Regions from separate parts of the Homo sapiens genome. Here region 2 is linked to region 1. The links are chromatin loops, found by intact Hi-C in ENCODE. Cell type or tissue: CD4-positive, alpha-beta T cell. All regions are shown on one strand. Region 1 holds the start of ZDHHC11B (zDHHC palmitoyltransferase 11B (putative)). Region 2 holds the start of BRD9 (bromodomain containing 9).

Evidence for each region. A loop is a pair of places that touch in the nucleus more often than their neighbours do. Peaks named below come from ENCODE experiments on the same cell type or tissue, not always from the same donor. Only the 100,000 strongest peaks of a DNase experiment are listed, where the experiment ranks them.
Region 2: it touches region 1 in a loop (5-fold over the local background); 9 of 110 quality-filtered maps call a loop at or near these places.

The regions. Positions count from the first base shown.
Region 1 is chr5:782,879-787,878 of GRCh38, reverse strand. ZDHHC11B (zDHHC palmitoyltransferase 11B (putative)) reads left to right here and starts at 3,150. Exons shown (of 14, transcript NM_001351303.2): 1 at 3,150-3,211. RefSeq lists enhancers at 2,133-2,871, 4,456-5,000 and a silencer at 2,772-3,201. In CD4-positive, alpha-beta T cell, no CTCF peak of the experiment used is centred here; DNase peaks (open chromatin) are centred at 2,248, 3,038 and 3,868; H3K4me3 peaks cover 2,315 bases.
Region 2 is chr5:890,902-895,901 of GRCh38, reverse strand. BRD9 (bromodomain containing 9) reads left to right here and starts at 3,101. Exons shown (of 16, transcript NM_023924.5): 1 at 3,101-3,296; 2 at 4,048-4,262; 3 at 4,615-4,747. The coding sequence starts at 3,245. It overlaps TRIP13 (thyroid hormone receptor interactor 13), which reads right to left and starts at 3,018. Exons shown (of 13, transcript NM_004237.4): 1 at 2,812-3,018; 2 at 950-1,115. The coding sequence starts at 2,903. RefSeq lists silencers at 2,732-3,351, 3,542-3,760 and an enhancer at 3,100-3,732. In CD4-positive, alpha-beta T cell, no CTCF peak of the experiment used is centred here; a DNase peak (open chromatin) is centred at 3,051; H3K4me3 peaks cover 2,155 bases; H3K27ac peaks cover 1,006 bases.

The DNA.
Region 1 (5,000 bases):
CACACAGGAGCTGGTTAGGGTTCTCAAGGGGCCCTGACTGCTCACCTGCTGTGGGACACACCCCCACGGGGCCCAGAGAAGCTGCTCAGCCTATAGGCCGTCAAAGGACATGCAGCTGCCAGGGGTGGGTGGACACCTGACAGGTCCAGCTGCAGGACACCTCAGTGCTGGGACCCGGCATCCTCACACTTGGCCTCGGAGGCCTTTTCATGTCTGCTGCTGTCCCCGTGAGTCCATTGCTCCCCCCGCTCCCCGTGCCTCCGTCTTCAGCATGGGGCCTCCCAATGGACCTGGGCTCCTGTCCTGGTCTCCCACTGCAGACCCAGATGGCCCAGCATCTCCCACCATCCCTTCCACCCAGGGCTTCCAGTGCTACCCACCATGCTGTGTCTGCTCTTCCCAACCTCCACTGTCAGCCTGAACCTCTGCCCACAAAACCCAACCCCAAACCCAGGCAGGGGTGGGCGCGGGTGCCGGGCAGCAGGGGCTTGTCCCGGAGAGCTGTCCTCCTCCTATGTGACAGCTGCCTGGCCTGGTGCTCCCAACTGCGGACGCAGAACCTGTGCAGGAAGCCGTGGAAACAGCTACAAGCAGGCAGGTGTCCCGGGGAACGCTCCTGGTCACTGACACGGTAACACAGGTGGAGCTGGGAAAAGCATTGGTGCTGGGGTGGTAGTGACCCCCACCCAAGAAAGTCACATTGACCCGGAACCTCAGAGTAAGACCTTACGTTAAAATAGGATCTTTGTAGATGTAATTCGATTAAAGATCTTGAGATTATCCCAGCTTCTCCTGGCGGCCCTTAAATCCAGTGACAGGTGTCCCGATAAGCAAAGGAAGAGACAGACACACTAACTTGGGGGAGGAGGCCCCGTGAGGACAGGGGCAGAGGTGGAGCCATGCGGCCACCACCCAGGACCGCCTGGAGCCACAGAAGCTGGAAGAGGTGGGAACCTCCGGAGCGCACAGGCCTTGATCTCGGACTTCTGGCCTCCTAAGCCGTAAGAGGAAAGCCTTGTTGTTCAACCCATTTGTAGTGATTTTCTAAGGATCCCCAGGAAACATCTTATAACGGGACACTTGGCGTGGATCACATCATTGGCTGTGAGTCGGTTTTCAGTAATTGCAGGGTTAATGGAGGCTGTCCAGGTCTGGCAGTGGAGCAAGAGCTGGGGGCCAGGAAGGGCCACCGGACGGGCAGCCATGGCCAGGTGAAGAGCCTGGAGTCCCGAATCAGGATCCACCTCTCCCTGCTGAGCAAGATCCTGTGCCCCTGTTTCTGGTGATTTTGTAAGTGCTGACTGAACCGACTGTCGCTGGGAAATAACACACCCGTGACCCCAAGCCAAAGTTTCACCCACAGACAAGGAAACAGACTCCATGAACACGCCGACTCCCGACGGTAGAACCGGGGTGCCCACCCCAGCCCCGGTCACTGTGTGTCCTGCGCAGGGGCCAGGGCAGCCCAAGGCTCAGCTCTGTCCTCCTGCCCAGACCTCGCTCAGCCCCCTGGACGCCGCCCCGCGCCCGCTGCCTCTCCTCTCCTCTCCTCCCAAAGGCTCCAGGACCATGTCTGCCTCTGAAGCCTGACGTTACCTCCCACTGCGATTTTATTGTAAACTCACTGCATTTATGTCAAGAGAGTTTGTACAGGTTTTGGAAAATGCACTGAAGAGTCCCCTTGTGCCTATTAGGACGGTAAGAACACACCAAGGAGAGATTATTTCATTATTTCTTTGATGCTGTTAGTAGGATCTACCCGAGGGGGAGGCACTCCGGGCTCCGCGGGACGAGAAGGCAGCCGAGCCCGCACCCGAGCAGGAGGGAAGCAGGAGCCGCAGCGTGGCCGCCGCACAGCTTCGGGGGTCCCCCGACTTCCCAGCTGCGAGTGTGGAATTTCTCAGGAGAACTAGACAGAAGCCCATCTCTGGGCAGCACTGAGTGGAAGGAGAAACCACAGGAGAGGAGAGGAAGTGTGGGGCGCGGGACCACCGTGGGGTGGGTGGGGGCCAAGCCGCCGGGCTGTGAGGCCTCAGCACCCCCTGCCCAGCACCCAGCACCCCAACTTCCCCTTCTGCCTTTGCGGATTCCAGGGCCTGCTGGACACCTGGGGCAGGGACAGAGCCGGGACTGGGGGAGGAGCTCAGCTGCACTAGAGTCCGGCTGGAAGAGTCCCGCTGAAAGTCACCAGAGGCACCCCTTCCTCCTGGGGGGCTGCGCCTCGGCCTCCTCCAGGGCAGGTGCCCCTGTGCCCCTGAAGTCCCAGCACCCAGCACCACAGAACCGCCCTGTCGTCTCGGCCCCGGAACCTTGTGGGGAGCCAACTCCTGCGGAGGGCCCGGCAGCCCCGGGCGGAATGAGCCCCCTCCGCAAAGCCTGTCTGGGGAGCGGGGGAGGGGCGGCAGGTGCCCGGAGAAAGGCGAGATTGGAAGAGCGGCCGGGATGGTGGCGCTGCACACGGGCGACCTGCAGGGAGAACGGAAGCTGAGGCCGGGGTCAGGGGTGCGCGCTCCGCTCCTCCACTCCTGCGTGAAGGGCGGCCCACTCCCGAGCAGCTGCGCTGGGCGCCCGGCACGGACCCGTCTCCCTGCTCAGGTCGATCCCCGGCCGCGCTGTCCCCACCTGGAAGCCCAGTCCCCTGGGTGCGCCCCGCCTTGGGGTCCGAGCACCCTCACAGCCCGGCCCTGCCGCTTCCCTGCACCGTCTGCGGCTCCTTAAAGAACTGGGCGCGGTCGGGGCTCGCCCCGCACTGTCCTCGAGGCCCCGCCGCCAACCCACCCCACCCCAGGAGGCCGCGGCCGCGCTCATCCATCCCCCGCCGCACCGTCAACGCGCGTCCTGCGGGGCGCAGAGATCGGGGTCCGGTCGTCCCCGGGGGGCCCCAGAGACAGGTGAGGGGCCTCGCTGCCACTGCCCAGCGGTTCCCACGGCCCGCAGGTCCGCCGCGCCCTGCGCTGAGCGGATACCTGGCGGCCGGCGGAGCCTCAGCGGAGCCGGTCTTGTAAGGCTGAGGTCTCAGTGCGCCCGCGCATGCTCCGGGCCTGGTGGGGCGGCGGGGGCGGGGCTGCCAATGAACACGAGGGGCGGGCGCGGGACGCTGGGGGCGGGGCTGGGGGCGGGGCGGGGCGGCAGGGGGAGCGCTGCGCTGAGCACTTGGTCGCGCGCGGCCGGGTCGCGGGGGAGCCTCCGCTGCAGTTGCTGCGTCTCCAAGGTAAGCGGGCGCGGGGCTCGGTCCTGCGGGCGCGGCGCGGGGGGCACCCGGGGGCGGAGACTGGGCCCGTCAGCCCCAGCAGCCACCTGCGCCGCAGCCCCTGCCCCCCGCGCTCCCCCGAGCCACATTCCCGGGCCGCCCTGCGCGTCCCTGAGCCCCCGGATTGGGATGCCCGGAGTTCGGCGCTGCGGGCTCGGTGCGAGGACGCGACGGGGAGGCTTTGCAAAGGCCGCGAGCGGGGGTCACCGTCGGCCGCGCCAGGGACAGGTCTGTCACTTTCTCCGGGCCCTGTGCCTGGCGCTTTGGCCTTTCTTCGCGGCCACGGACGCCCCTGCAGCCCTTCCCTCCAGACCCTGCCCAGCCCGGGGCTGGAACCGTTTCCCTATTCCCAGGCGTAGGGGGCCGCCGGTGTGAGGCGTGGGAAATTAGGGCGTGGAGGGCTGGAATGAAGCCACTGCCCGCAGCACGTTTTGAGATCCCTGGCCACAGAAACGGCCCAGAATGAGCGGGTCTCGGGGTCCTGACACCACCGCGTCCTGGCAGGTGGGGCTGTCAGACCGCCCCCCGCAGAGCCTCCAGCTGCCCCGGGCCTTGGCTACTGTCCGCGGGCCTGTGGCGATGGAGAGGCGCTGCCGGGACACCTTCCCGCACCCCTGGGAGCAGCGCCCGAGGATCTGAGGAGCCCTTTATTCTGCGGTTTCGGTTACGTAAACGGAGCCGAGGGAGGTGAGAAGCCTGTCCCTCCCGGGCAGTGGCGGGGCTGCTGTTTTGATAAGCGTTTAGGGGGGCTGCTGTCTTGATGGGGCTTGGGGGGCTGCTGTTTTGATGGGGTTTGGGAGGCTGCTGTTTTGATGGGGTTTAGGGGGCTGCTGTTTTGATGGGGTTTGGGGGCTGCTGTTTTGATGGGTATTTGGGGGCTGCTGTTTTGATGGGGGTTGGGGGCTGCTGTTTTGATGGGGGTTTGGGCGCTGCTGTTTTGATAGGGGTTTGGGGGCTGCTGTTTTGATGGGGGTTGGGGGCTATTGTTTTGATGGGGGTTGGGGGGCTGCTGTTTTGATGGGGTGTTGCGTTCCCTCTCAGTGTCACCGCTGATCCACCTGGCATGTTTATTGGCTCTTCTGCGTGCAGGGCCCCTGGGGGACCGATAGAGGACTGGGCCCCTCCGCCCACCCCGGCCACCCCTCCCCGCCTGACTTCTCAGGGGGAGAGGTCTCCCCCCACGCCCAGCCAGCCCCTGCCCCTGGGAGGTGACCCAGCTCCCTGTGGCCTGGGACTAGGAGATGGGGCTGGACCAAGGCCGGGAAGGGGCAGGAAGTGGAGGGGAGTGAGGCAGCTGCAGCCTGATGCCGGCGCCTTGAACTGGGCTCTCGCGCCTGTCAGCCGCTCGGTGCCAGCGCCTCCCCACCACGTGATCCTCGGAGGGCCTGTGGGGGAGGGGCGGGCTCCCGGAGCGGCTGCAGAAGGCGAGCTCCAGGAGGGTGTGTGCGTTTTCCCGGGAGGGGTCTGCAGCTTTCATGGTTTCTAAAGGGATCTCTGATTCAGAAAGGCGCCGGCATGAACTCGCTTTGCATCTTCACAAAACATGAAGTCATGGGGATTGGACCGCGTGTGCGTGGAGGAAGCTCCGCTGGTCACTGGCTGCGTTTTAATCTTACAGCTGCGGTTGGTCTATCTTCCCGAATTCCCTGAAGTTGCAATAAATGTTTTAGCGATTATACGAGGTTATAAATGCTCGTTGTGGAAATGAGCATAGAATGCTCACAGAAATGGTCAACAGGGGCTTCCTTTT
Region 2 (5,000 bases), 110 kb before region 1:
TATTAACTGACCTCTGGTGGACAGTTAAAATATTTCAAATTGTTGGCTATTATTAACAGCATCTAACAAACATCTGTTCAGAAAGATCTACAAAATTGCATGATTATCAGCTACGATAAATTCCTACAAGTGAATCTGCAGTCAGAGAACATTAGAACTTTCCCTGGGCAGCCCGTGCCCTCCAGTTAGGGTGTCCATCCCTCCACAACAGTGTGGGAAGCTCTTCCTTCCCTCAGACTGGCCAAAACCACGGCATTATCAGATCTCAGTGTGCACAAAGCTCTGAGCATGCACAAACATGAGTCCTAACGTATGAATGGGGAGGTCCACCTCACGAGCAGAACTTAGTACCAAGCCTGTCCTTCACAGCTGGTTCTTACAGGACAGGAATTGTACTGCTGTAAGTGATAAGTCTTCCTTAGGAATGTTTCAGGTTGTTTTTATACTGGTGCCAGAATCGCCCCAATGCCTCCACGCCCTCACACAAAGCTCCTCTAACCCATACGCATCAACTCAGATGGTGGGTGAGGTGGCCATGCATGGGATGAGATAAAGGAATTCTATAAGGCAAGCCCATCTTCTCATCTCTGTGGCCCCACACCTCCTATGGTCCTAGCACACACTGAGCACTTTATAAACATTTGCTGATTGAAAGAATGAGACATGGCACACAGGCCTTACCAGCGCAGCCCACTATTGTACAGCACTGCATTCTCATTCCTGGTTTCCAATCTGTTACTGCTATACTGAGAGCACCCCGACATCAGGGCTACTTCCTACTCCCAGCACCTGGCTCCTGACAGCTAGTGAAAAGAACTTGTCTAGCCACCCAAACCAACAGAGAAGTGAACCTGTTTCTGACAACAGGCTATGAAAACGGCAAGACATTCATGATACAACCTTTTGTATTCAGCTAACTGTTCCTTGGCCCAGCAAATTAGTAACTTACCTGTGAGTCTTTAACCTTTAATTCTGTGTCAATAATAGACACAGACTGCACATTTCTGGTCAAAAAAGGTTCATCAAACTCAGTCCATGTGTAATCACCAAACACAATATTATGTCTGTTGAGTAGCTTTCTAACACTCAGGTTTATGTCTTCTTTCTTTGCAGTGCTAAAAAAAGAAGCCAAAACACACATAAATGATCTTAGTTCAAAAACAAAATGTTAAAATGAAGTGTTTTGAAAAACTCAGACAATACATAAGAAAGCCCAGTAGTTAACAGGGTAAGTTGGAGTTGGCCTGCCTGGGACCAAATCTAGAGCCACCCCTTGCCTGTGGGTCCTCTACCAGCTGTGCCCTGAAGAAGCTGTGCCTCAGCTCCCAGTTAGAAAAAGGGGACAACAGTAAGAGTTCTCGCTATGCTGGGCTACTGTGAAGTCATTAATACACTCAAAGTGTTTAGGACGATACCTGGCACATAGTAAGCACGCAATAATGTTGGCTTTCACTATTACTAATGAAGTTCCACAGCTGTGGGGTCAGGCCTGGGGTCTGCATTGTAACAAGTCTCCAATAGCCGTGATTCGTGCTGAGAAAATCTAATGCTTTCAGCTTGGTATCCAGGGCTTCCCTTGGTCCCCCTTGCTGCAGTCCTCCTAACACCTCCCCTTTCTACAACAGTGACCTGGTCCCGGATCACACCTCTGTGCCCTGCTATGCACTGTCCCAGCTTACTGGCCTGATCAACTGCAGTCACCCTCTAAGTCCTATTCAATGTCTGCCTCCCTCTGAGCCCTCCTGGACAGGCTCCTCAGAGCCAGGCAGGTGACATGTGGCCCCTTTGCAATCGTCCCAGCACCCTACAAGCAGCGACCACCATGCATAGTGCGGTTGTGTGCAGGTGTCTATGAACTCTGGTGCAGTTGTACGTAGGTGTCTGTCCTCTAGGTGCAGCTGTGCTCTGGTGTGATTATGCCTAGCGTCTCTGGGCCCAGGTGTGGTTGTACATGGGGTGTCTCTAGGCTGCGGTGGCACTGTGTACAGGTGTCTCTGAGCGCTAAGGTGTTTACACAGGTGTCGCCAGGCTGTGATGGGGCTTTGTGCAGGTGTCTCTGGGCCCTGGTGCAATTATGCTGACGTGTCTGAACTCCAGCACCTAGAAAATACCCAGTCAACAGCTATTCTGTTAAAGGAAAGGTCTCTTCCTCTGCATCCCCTCTGAGGCTGGTGGTCTCACCTGACCTCAATCCACCCTCCGTGGACATAAGGAGGGTCTGTGAAGGTCTGGCCCCGCCGCTGAGTTCCCCCCACTCCAGGGAGCAGCACAGCCCACAGGCCCCACCATACCATGAACTGACTTGGTCACAAATGAGTGGGATGTGCTTTGAACCCTAAAAATTTAACATCGAGTCCGTGAGGAACGGGAACAATTAAAGGGTCTGAGAAGCAGTGGCTCAAAGAATAACCACCCAGCTTTCGGCTGAGACTAGAGCTCTCTGTAATGCGCAGCCATCCTATTCTCCAACGTGGGACTCAGGGCCACATCAATGCACTGGAGGACAGCCGGGGCAGGGGCAGGGTCAGGGCCAGGTCCGTGAGCTGAGGTCGGGTCGGGGCTCAATCTGTGAGCTGGGGTCCTGCGCGCAGGGCTCGGGTCGGCCGGGTCAGTGCCCTGCGGTGGGGTCGCGTCATTGCGCTAGGATCCGGTCGGGGCCCGGCGGCCTGTGCGCCCGGGTCCAGTCGGGCCGGATCAGTACCCTGGGGTTCGGTCGCATCAGAATCAGTGCGCTGGGGTCGGGGCTCGGTGCACGCGCTGGGGTCGGGGCGGGTGGGTGCCCAGAGGATGTGTCGGACAGGTCCGGCTCACCTGCTGCCGCGCTGATGCACCTCCACGTGGACCGTTGGCGACTCGGCCACACAGGGAAGCGCCTGCTTCAGGTCGCCCACGGCCTCGTCCATGGCGCCCCCGAGAGCAGTGGGGACCCAACCAGGGCGCGGCCGCCGCCACCTCACGCCCAGCGTCGCCGCCACAGCCGCTGCCTCAGCCCGCGGGCCCCGCCCTAGCTTCGAATCTGCCGCGCGAGGCGCACCACCTCCTGACCCGGAAGCGCTCGGGCCCGGCAGGGCCACTTCCTGCCGCGGCCCCGCCTCGCCCCGTTTCCGGCGCGGCCCAGCGAGCTCGGCAACCTCGGCGCAGCGAGCGCGGGCGGCCAGCCAGGGCCAGGGGGCGGTGGCGGCCAAGGTCCGACCGGGTGCCAGCTGTTCCCAGCCCCCGCCTCGGGCCCGCCGCCGGCGCCGCCATGGGCAAGAAGCACAAGAAGCACAAGGCCGAGTGGCGCTCGTCCTACGAGGGTGAGGCGGCGGCGCTTTGTGACGCGCGGCGGGCGGGGTCCCGGGCACGGGGGAGGAGTTCCGGGCACGCGGACGGGGGTCCTGGGCACCGGGCGAGGTCCTGGCCACGAGGGAGGGGTTCTGGGCACGCGGGAGGGGGTCCTGGGATTTCGGGCAGGGAACCGGGCACACGTGAGGGGTCCTGGGTAGGCGCTTACGTTCCTGGTAGAGGGTTCTGGGTTCGAGGCTGCAAGCCCACTCACCCCGGTCCTGGAGACTAGGGAAGCATCTGTGCTGGCTTTTGTGTGGAGCTCAGGGAGAAGCTGGGCTGCCCTTTCTCCCGCCTTTCCCTCCCTCTCCCTTGCTCCCGCAGCAGCTCCATGGGTGTCAGCGGGCAGCACGGGCGCCTGCAGGAAGTCAGGCGAGGGTGAACCGAAGTGCTGGGGGTTTCTAGGAGGGAGATCGGGCTCCGGGGTTCCAGGTCCCTCTTAATCCATCTTCTTGAACGAGTAATGTGAACAACATCCCACAGGGCCTCTGGTGAGGACACCGTGGCTCGAAAGGGACCTGAAGCTCCCTGCGGAGGGGAAGGGAGAACAAGGAGGCAGTGACATGCCGCCACTGTGGTCTTCCCTTCCGTCTTTCCCTGCTGGTTGGCAGCCCCGCTGTACTCCTTAGGGAGGCCTTTCCCTCTTAGCACCTTCACGTCTCACCTGGCTGCGTGGCGTTTGCACCTGAGCACGCGGGTAGAACTCGGTCTGTGTCTGTGCAGATTATGCCGACAAGCCCCTGGAGAAGCCTCTAAAGCTAGTCCTGAAGGTCGGAGGAAGTGAAGTGACTGAACTCTCAGGATCCGGCCACGACTCCAGTTACTATGATGACAGGTCAGACCATGAGCGAGAGAGGCACAAAGAAAAGAAAAAGAAGAAGAAGAAGAAGTCCGAGAAGGAGAAGCATCTGGACGATGAGGAAAGAAGGAAGCGAAAGGTAAAGGAGCAGCGGCGGTGGCCCGGACGCTGCCCACGAGGAGCCCGTGGGGAGCCTGGTCCCAGGACCCAGGCAGAGTGCGCCTGCGTGGCTGGAGGAGGGGAGGGGGTGTTCCGTTGGTAGCAAAACGCGAACCGCTGAGGCCCGCAGACTCAGTTCCAGGATCCTGGGTGTGCTGTTCCTCAGCAGACCCTGCCAGGGTCTCTGTGAGGAGGGAGCCTGGCATGAGGAGGATCTCGGAGGGGGTTTCCCTTAGTTCTGTCCCTCCCCTGAGAACTGCGAGGGGATTGGGCAGACCTGTCCGGATCCCGCCTACTCCTGCCTTTCTCACTCCCTTGACTCTGCCGCCCAGGAAGAGAAGAAGCGGAAGCGAGAGAGGGAGCACTGTGACACGGAGGGAGAGGCTGACGACTTTGATCCTGGGAAGAAGGTGGAGGTGGAGCCGCCCCCAGATCGGCCAGTCCGAGCGTGCCGGACACAGCCAGGCAAGGGTGCACTTTTAGAGACTCTCCTGGTGTTCACAGCTCATCGTTGTAAATGAGGGGTCGGCACCGTGTCCTGTTGCTTTGGGGAGAAGCATGGGAGGGAGGAGAGCTGGTATTTCCAGGGCCTCATCCCAGGTGTCCTCTGGCCTGAGGTTTCCTCCGGTGTCTCTGAATGTCTAGAGCAAGGCGTGGCCAGTTACCACTGGTGCCCTTCAGTTTTGTTTTTTAACTTGTTAGCTAAGGATGGCTTATA